Regions from separate parts of the Mus musculus genome. Here all the other regions are linked to region 1. The links are chromatin loops, found by intact Hi-C in ENCODE. Cell type or tissue: heart. All regions are shown on one strand.

Region 1 (2,500 bases):
GTGTATACAGAGAGAGAGGAATTCACACAGAAAGATGGGCCACTCTTCTTCTCACTGCTCGTGAGAAAAGACAATGGTCAATGTTAGTATGCTTGGCAGCTAAGACTCACTCAGGATGCCCTAGCTGCGTGGCCTGAAGGTTTCCAAGAAAAACCAGATCCTGGTTTCTGTTGCTACTCTAGTTTTGAGATCAGAGTGTTGGGATAAAGTTCTGTGCATAAAATACCCTGGACTCTATTTTCTTTTTAATTTAAAAACTTTTTTTTTAAATGTGTGCGTCTGCTTGCCTGCATGTGCACTTTATGTGCAGGTGTTGGAGACCACGAGAGGGTGTCAGATACCCCAGAACTGGAGTTACACATACCCCAGAACTAGAATTACAGACGCCAACTCAAGTGGATGCTGGGAGCCAAACCTGGGTCATCTGCAGTGCTCTTGGCCACTGAGCCATCTCTCCAGCCCAGGACAATGTTTTCCTAGACTGCTAGCCTCTTTTCTACTGATAACTAAATGTAGGTATCATGGTTTTAAAAGAATTTATTTCCCCGTGTAGCTCGTGCTAGAGACACAGACCTAAGCACGTCCTCTCCTGGCTGGACAGCTGTGGAGAAGAGTCCCGACTAACGTGTGATCATAGGGCGACAGGAATCCAGGCCATTTTCTTTCCTACCATTTCATCACTGGCCTTGGACTCAAGGAGAGGTAAAGGCCTGGACTACAAGCAGCTGAGGAGTTCCTCCGACTTAAACACTCAGCCACGGCTTGACCACTACTCTAAATTGGATAAGCAAAGCATCTCTGCTTAAGGTGGCCACAGTGGAGGTGGCGGTGGGGGCGGGGGGGGGGCAGGGGGCGGGGAGCAGGGAGCGGGGAGTGGGGAGGGGCTCTTCCTTTAGGGAAAGGTTGCAGGTCAGGAGTGAATTGCACAGGCAAAGGTAAAAGCACGGATATTTTTCCTCCTATGCTGCCACATAGTGGCCATCAGAGGCACATATATCCATTTGAAGTCATTCTCCAATCTGTTATTTAGTACTTTCCGTGGGGCTCTTGCATGCAGTGAGTTCTTCTAAGTATCCGATCCAGGGAACAACAAAGGTTCAGGCACCTGCAGGCCTGGAGCCACACAATGAACTACTACTGGCCCACCTCTTTGAGGGTGGGTGGTTTTCCTGCTGGTGTGGAGTCTGCTGCTAATGGCTTGTACTTGCCCAGGTCCCTCAGTGTGTAATCAGATTGTCAACAGGGAACAAACCAATAGCCAGCCCATCAAAGTCCAACCATAATCCGGTACCCTGGATGCCATGTCAAATTATGACTCATTCGGCTCAGAAAATAATGCCATGAAAATAATGACGTCAAAATAGTCCCACCTCTCTGGCTCTGGCTCCCAAAGGAGGAGGTCTGTCCCTGGCACAGATTTGCTTTTCTAGTGACTAGTTTTGTCATCGGTTGACATGAAACCTTTAATGGCATGCTGAGGTCATCATGATGAACTTCACGTTGCTTCTGCACATCACTGAGGTACAGTGCAGTTGTGAAGGGAGCGAGCCTGAAGGCTAACTGCCTGCATGCTGCCTACTGTTTATTGGTTGGGTCTGAGGTTTTTCATCTGCAGTATGGGAAGAATGCCATTCCTTATCCTGATGCTCAGGGCTAGGTCAAGAATTCAATGAGTTACTCTACATAAAGCACCTAACGTTAACGGTTAGTACTTAGTAAAGCATTTCCTAAGCTATTATTATAAATGTTATACAAAGCTGTTATTATGATGTTCACATAGAGCATGTAACTAAGCTGTTGGCTGGAGCATGGGCGAGGATCCATAGTGGGAAGCTTGTTGTTTATCCACAAGCCAGAGTGGAGGAGAAGCTCGCTCACCTGGAGGAGGTAGAACAGTTGCTGGTAGGTCTCCAGTGTTTTCCGTCTCTCCTTACTCAAGCTTTTAATTCCCTTGTTGTCAGTGTTATTCAGTATTTCTATTTCACCACCTTTTTTCTTATTCAGCTTTTTTCTGTGTGAGATTACATCCTGTGAAGAATTTTATGACATCGTTATTTTTACCTTGGTACACTTTATCATTTTCCTACACACACACACACACACACACACACACACACACACACACACACACACACACACACACACATTCTGTCTCTGTCTCTGCCTCTCCCCCCCACAACCTCCTTGGGTTTGAATAGGATGGCCCCCATAGACCTCAAGTGTTTGAATGCTTGGCCCATAGGGAATGGCACTATTAGGAGGTGTGGCCTTCTTGGAGTCAGTGTAGTCTTGCTGGAGGAAGTGTGTCACTGTGGGAGTGGGCAATGAGGTCTCATATACTCAAGCCCTGCCCAGTGTGGAACACATTTTTCTGTTGCCAGTGGATCAAGATGTAGAACTCTCGGCTCCTCCAGCACCACGTCTGCCTGCATGCTGCCATGCTTTCTGCCATGATGAAATGGACTGGACCTCTGAAACTGTAAGCCAGCCCAATTAAAAA
Region 2 (2,500 bases), 290 kb before region 1:
TAAGACCTAAGCCAGGCTGACCTGCGTAGATTCTCAATTGAATCCCAAATGTGTGTGTTTGGGGGGCGAAGGGGGGGGGCGGTGGAGAAAAATGCAAGCCCACAACCTCAGCACTTGGGAAGTGTTGACATGGATCAAAAGTTGAACTTCAAGGTCATCCTCTGTTACACAGCAAGTTCAAGGCCCCAAATGGAGATTTCGTATCAACCAAAATAAGAATTAAAAACTCAACCAAACAAAACAAATAACAAAAAACTCTTAAACGTGACCCCCCCCCCCAAATAAATGCGCCCATTGCCAGTAGGACAGACGATCAAGACCATGTAGCCCATGCTGAAGTTCATTCTCGCCTGCCCTGAGACAACTGCCCAAACCAATTGGCTGGCACTGGCCAACTGGCTCCACAGGTCTTTGGGATTTTGACCAGCTCTGGGCTGTCATGACTTCCCAGGGTCCGTGGAGCAGGTCTGGCCCCGGCAGCCGCGTACCTGCGTGCGGAGCTCCTGGTTGTCGCTCTCGGCGTTGCGGTAGAGTCGCTCCGTGTGCTGCAGCAGCTTCTCCACCTCCCGCACCTGCCTCCGGCAGCTCCGCAGCTCGCGCTCCAACTTCTCCACCTTCCGCCTGAGCTGCGCCAGCTCCGGCTCCGGAGAGGCGGGCGGCGGCGGAGAAGGCGAAGGCGGCGAGGGCGCCTCGGAGGCCATGCGGCCGTGAGCGCCGAGCCCGCGGGGCGCGGACCGGGCTGCTTAGGACGACACCGGGGCCCACTGGCCCAGGGGCCACTGGAGCGCGCGGGCTGCGAGGGGCGGCCTCACGCTCGGACGACCGCAGCGGGCCCCGGCCATGTCGCCCCCGAAGACGGCGGCCGGGACTGCGAGCTTGGGGACGAAGCCGACTCTACCCGGGCCGCGCGGACACCCGCCCGGTGACAGTCTCCGGGAAGCCAGCGGACGGGAGAACTAAAGCGAACCCAGCGGAAGCCTCTAGTTCCGGGCTGAGCCGGAAACGCTAAGCCGGAGGAGGGCGGAGCCAAGACGGAAAAAGGAAGCGACGGAAAGCTAGAAGGGTCTGATCGCGCTGGTACACGGGGCTAGGAGCTGGGTACAAATTGGTGTTTATGTGCCCAAACAACGGCCTGTGTTTTTACTTCCGATTGTTTCCCTTGTATTGTAGTGTAGGAGTTTGAGTCCGATTGGTGAAATGTTTCCCCATTCAAAATCGAGGGTTCTTCCAATGTACAAGTATTCTTAGAAGTGCACTTTGTAAGTTCGCCTTATAATGGGAACTTTAACATTGAATTCTCTTCCCAGACTAAAGGGATTCACACGACATAGCTTTGTTAAGAGCATGTCCTTTACATAGCTTTGCAAGACCATCACTATCATCTGTCCCGTTCCTGTTACTGGAGGACTACTTATGAGCTCTCCTTTAGTCTGTTACCATAAAACAACCATATAATCGCGATGGTTCTGTAGGATGCCTTTTTTTTAAAAAAAAAAAAAATATGAATAAAAAAACCTTACTTTTATACATAGTCAGTATGTGACCCAGCAAAGCCACTCCTGACTCCCAGTCAACATATCACAGAGAGACTTGGCATATTAATTATAATAGCTAAGTTACAAAACCCGACAAGGTGACTAACAACAGTGTTGTGAATTAAGGAAGATATGGCATATATACGCAATGTATTTTTAAACGATAAATTAAAATAAAATTAAGTTATTTGTAGCAAAATGGTTTATATTTACAAATAGATATATCTGGAGATACGGAATTAAGCCAGTTCCAGAAAAGCAAATACCATGTGTTTTCTCTTACACATGGTTCCTAGGTTTTGTATAGATTTATAAAATCATTTATCTATATTATCTGATCTGCTAATAGCATAAATAGATAAGGATAAAGATAATTATTTTTATGACATGAGAGTAACAGCAACTGTGTAGGGGAAGAGAAGAGATTAGTAAGGGGGAGAAATGAGGCCAAGGTAAAGGAAAGAATATACTTAATGTAAAAAAAGTATGAAAATGCCCTTATGCGACACAGTACTGTGTACAGTGAATATATACGATGGGGCTTTTTAAAAGACTGAAGAGAAGTATTTATTTTCATTTTGTGAATTTTTCCAGTGTTCGGCTACAAAGGTTAAATAAAATCTTTACTCAAAAGTACAGAGTCACATGTGGTGATACAAGCCTGTGATTCAAGTACTCAGAAGACAGAGGCAGGTGAACTGACAGCCTGTGGCAGAGCAAGTCCCTGGCCTGCCAGAGCTGCAGAGCAAGAAAAGCTGAGGCAGGAGGATCCTGGGTTCTTGTCTGGCCTAGGCAACATAGCAATATGCTGTCCTGAAGAATAGCAACAATCTTAGTAAGAAACAAAGAGTTAGGCTTGGGTTTAGCTCAGTAGTAAAGCTTGTGTTAACATAAGTGAGACCCTAGGTTTGATACCCAGTACCAAAACACACATAAACATGTGGGAAGCCACATGTGCCGTTGCC
Region 3 (2,500 bases), 280 kb before region 1:
TCCCATCCCCTCTCTTCCCCATAGTATGGATTTAACCCACTCTCCTTGTGTGAAATGTCTAGAAGTGACTCTAATGTTCCCATACGGGAACGGCCTCTTGCTCCACGACTCTCTAAAGTTATCTCACATATTAACCGCGAGTGTCTCACTCCATACGGAGACACCGTGAGGAGCAGAGACCTATTTTATAATTGTCTCTCCAGAGCCGAACACAATACGGGACACAATCAGCAGGTCAATCGTGTATCAAAAATGACCTCAGCAAAACTTTTGTCATCCTTTCCATGGAAACTCTGTTGGTCCAGTGCCAGGCACCTAGCTAATTCAGACAGAAACTGATTTCAAATGACTCATATGTGTCAAACGTAGGAGAGGTACTTGCTCTCCACATCCCGAGGCTGTAAGTTTCTGGCTTTAATGAAATTCAGAGTGTTCTTTTTGTCCTTATCCCAAGCTCCACCCGGTCTCCTGAACCAAATAACCGACAGTCAAGTCACTAGTGTGTCCCTATGTCTTTCAAGTCAGTTTCAAATTTTCCAGAATTAATCCACTCCAGATACCACTACTTGGCTACTATCTCTCGTCTTATCAGCCGTGCAGTTGGTGGGGATAAAGGTATCCATGATGATACCTATCTCTGTGACTCCAGGGCTGAGAGTGATTGGAGGGTGAGGAGAGGGTCGCAGAGCCCTCCCCTCCTTTGATGCACTCTGTAGCATGAAGGTTCTGGTGCACAAAATATGCCTGGGGTGGTACTGAGTGTTGCAAAAAAGTAGAGATCAAGAGTTCTGCACACAGCAGGACACTGCACACTGTATTTATCATTATTATTGCTTTTGCCAGTGTCTCTTCGGGTCCTTAAAGCTTTTTGCTTTGGTGTTTTGTTGTTTTGTTTTGTTTTGTTTTGTTTTGTTTTGTTTTGTTTTGTTTTTGAGTCTAGGTGTCACATGTCCCAGGCTGGCCTTAGTAGACCTTATGTAACCAAGGATCCAAGAACGTCTTTGAACTTTCGATCCCCTGCCCCCACTCCATTTGAACTTCTACTCTTCATGCATCGACCTCACGAGTACTGAAATTGAAGGTATGTTCTACCGTGTAGGTTTATGCAGTACTGGGGTTCAAACCCAGGGCTCCGTGCATACTGGGCAAACACCCTAACAACTGAGCGACACTTCGAGACTCCCCACCCCCACACACGAATTTTTAAGTTAACAAAATCTGTCTATATTAGAAATATACGAGACTGCCATGGAAATCGTTTCACAAAGTCTTACTTATTCATTTTGCTCCCCAAAGCTGGGGTGACAGTTGAGGCATTGCTTGCCTTAGATTTTCAACAAGGAGCATTTGGAGAACTTTGTTCTCCGCCATGCTACTTCCTCACGTGTCCAGCAGGTGGCAGGCTTCTCAAACATAAGTGCTTCTGGGAGCCTGAGCCGCATTCCCCCAGCACTGCAGTCTGTTTGCTTTCAGAAATCCAGTATTACCTTTAAGGAAAAAAAAAATGCTTTTAAGGGTCTGAAGAAATTCTTGACTGTGTGACCGCAGTGACACAGTCAAGGAAAGGAACGTCCGTGGTTTCCGTATTTATTATCAGTGGTAAAGCTGTAGGAAGCGCTAGAGAACGCTAAGAAGGGCCCTGTTCTGAAATGCACCCCACAAAAGAGTGAAGACAAAGAAGGCTGTTTCACCAGGTAAAGGTGCCCGCCTGCTGCTTACCCTGGCGGCCAGAGTTAGATACCACATGGTAGAAAGAATCGACCAACTGAGCCAGACATAACAGTCATAACAGCCAGTCCACACTGTCTTGACGTCCTATAAACTTGTTGTAAGCCAGTGTTCAACAGAGAGCCACAAGTTCCTTTCCACCCTGCAGTCTCAGGAAACTTTATTCATGGTAGGAGGATGAATGCTAGGAGGAGAGCCAAGTAAGTCATTTCCATGGTTTTCTTACTAGGGCTACTACACTCTAGAACAGTGCTTCTCGCCTTCCTAATGCTGCGACTACCCTTTATACAGGGATTCCCCCCACCCCAGCCATAGATTTTTTGTTGTTGTTGTTGTTGATACTTCATATTTGTAACTTGCTACTGTTGTAGACTGTAATGTAAATGGTTTTAGAGATGGAGCTTTGCCAAAGGAGTCACGACCCACAGATTGAGAACCACTGCTCTATAGGCTACACGGTCCTGGCCCCATTTGATAATGTTTTAGATTCATTGTCTTCCCAGTGACCTCACATAAAAGCTACCGTGCCACGGGGTCACCAGCCTGCAACTCAGCCTAGATCATGGTCGCATTCAGGGAAAACAGCGCATCAGACTGTCATTATGAAGCTGTGAGTCTCATCACAAACACCTACACTAATGCTTTTCTCTAAAATCCTCAGAAACATATAATCAGCCTGAAAATAAAGGAAACGCAAGTCAGAGACATCACTTTCTGGTTCACACAGCATCCATTGGTCTTGGCCACGCACTTACAAGGATGCTATAGGATA

Evidence for each region. Hi-C counts contacts between places; a loop is a spot of excess contacts. Peaks named below come from ENCODE experiments on the same cell type or tissue, not always from the same donor. Only the 100,000 strongest peaks of a DNase experiment are listed, where the experiment ranks them.
Region 2: it touches region 1 in a loop (2.5-fold over the local background); 2 of 42 quality-filtered maps call a loop at or near these places.
Region 3: a loop joins it to region 1, with 2.5 times the contacts of the local background. A loop is called at or near these places in 4 of 42 quality-filtered maps.

What each region holds. Positions count from the first base shown.
Region 1 is chr13:95,666,490-95,668,989 of GRCm38, forward strand. It overlaps Iqgap2 (IQ motif containing GTPase activating protein 2), which reads right to left. Exons shown (of 36, transcript NM_027711.1): 22 at 1,879-2,028. Among named protein-coding and RNA genes, the nearest start is that of Gm33074, 4.4 kb to the right of the region's middle. In heart, a CTCF peak has its summit at 996; no DNase peak of the experiment used is centred here; H3K27ac peaks cover 608 bases.
Region 2 is chr13:95,374,358-95,376,857 of GRCm38, forward strand. Aggf1 (angiogenic factor with G patch and FHA domains 1) reads right to left here and starts at 1,000. Exons shown (of 14, transcript NM_025630.3): 1 at 489-1,000. The coding sequence starts at 701. In heart, no CTCF peak of the experiment used is centred here; a DNase peak (open chromatin) is centred at 1,004; H3K4me3 peaks cover 1,704 bases; H3K27ac peaks cover 1,487 bases.
Region 3 is chr13:95,388,966-95,391,465 of GRCm38, forward strand. No RefSeq gene overlaps it. Among named protein-coding and RNA genes, the nearest start is that of Aggf1, 15 kb to the left of the region's middle. In heart, a CTCF peak has its summit at 1,389 (motif pointing right); no DNase peak of the experiment used is centred here; H3K27me3 peaks cover 327 bases.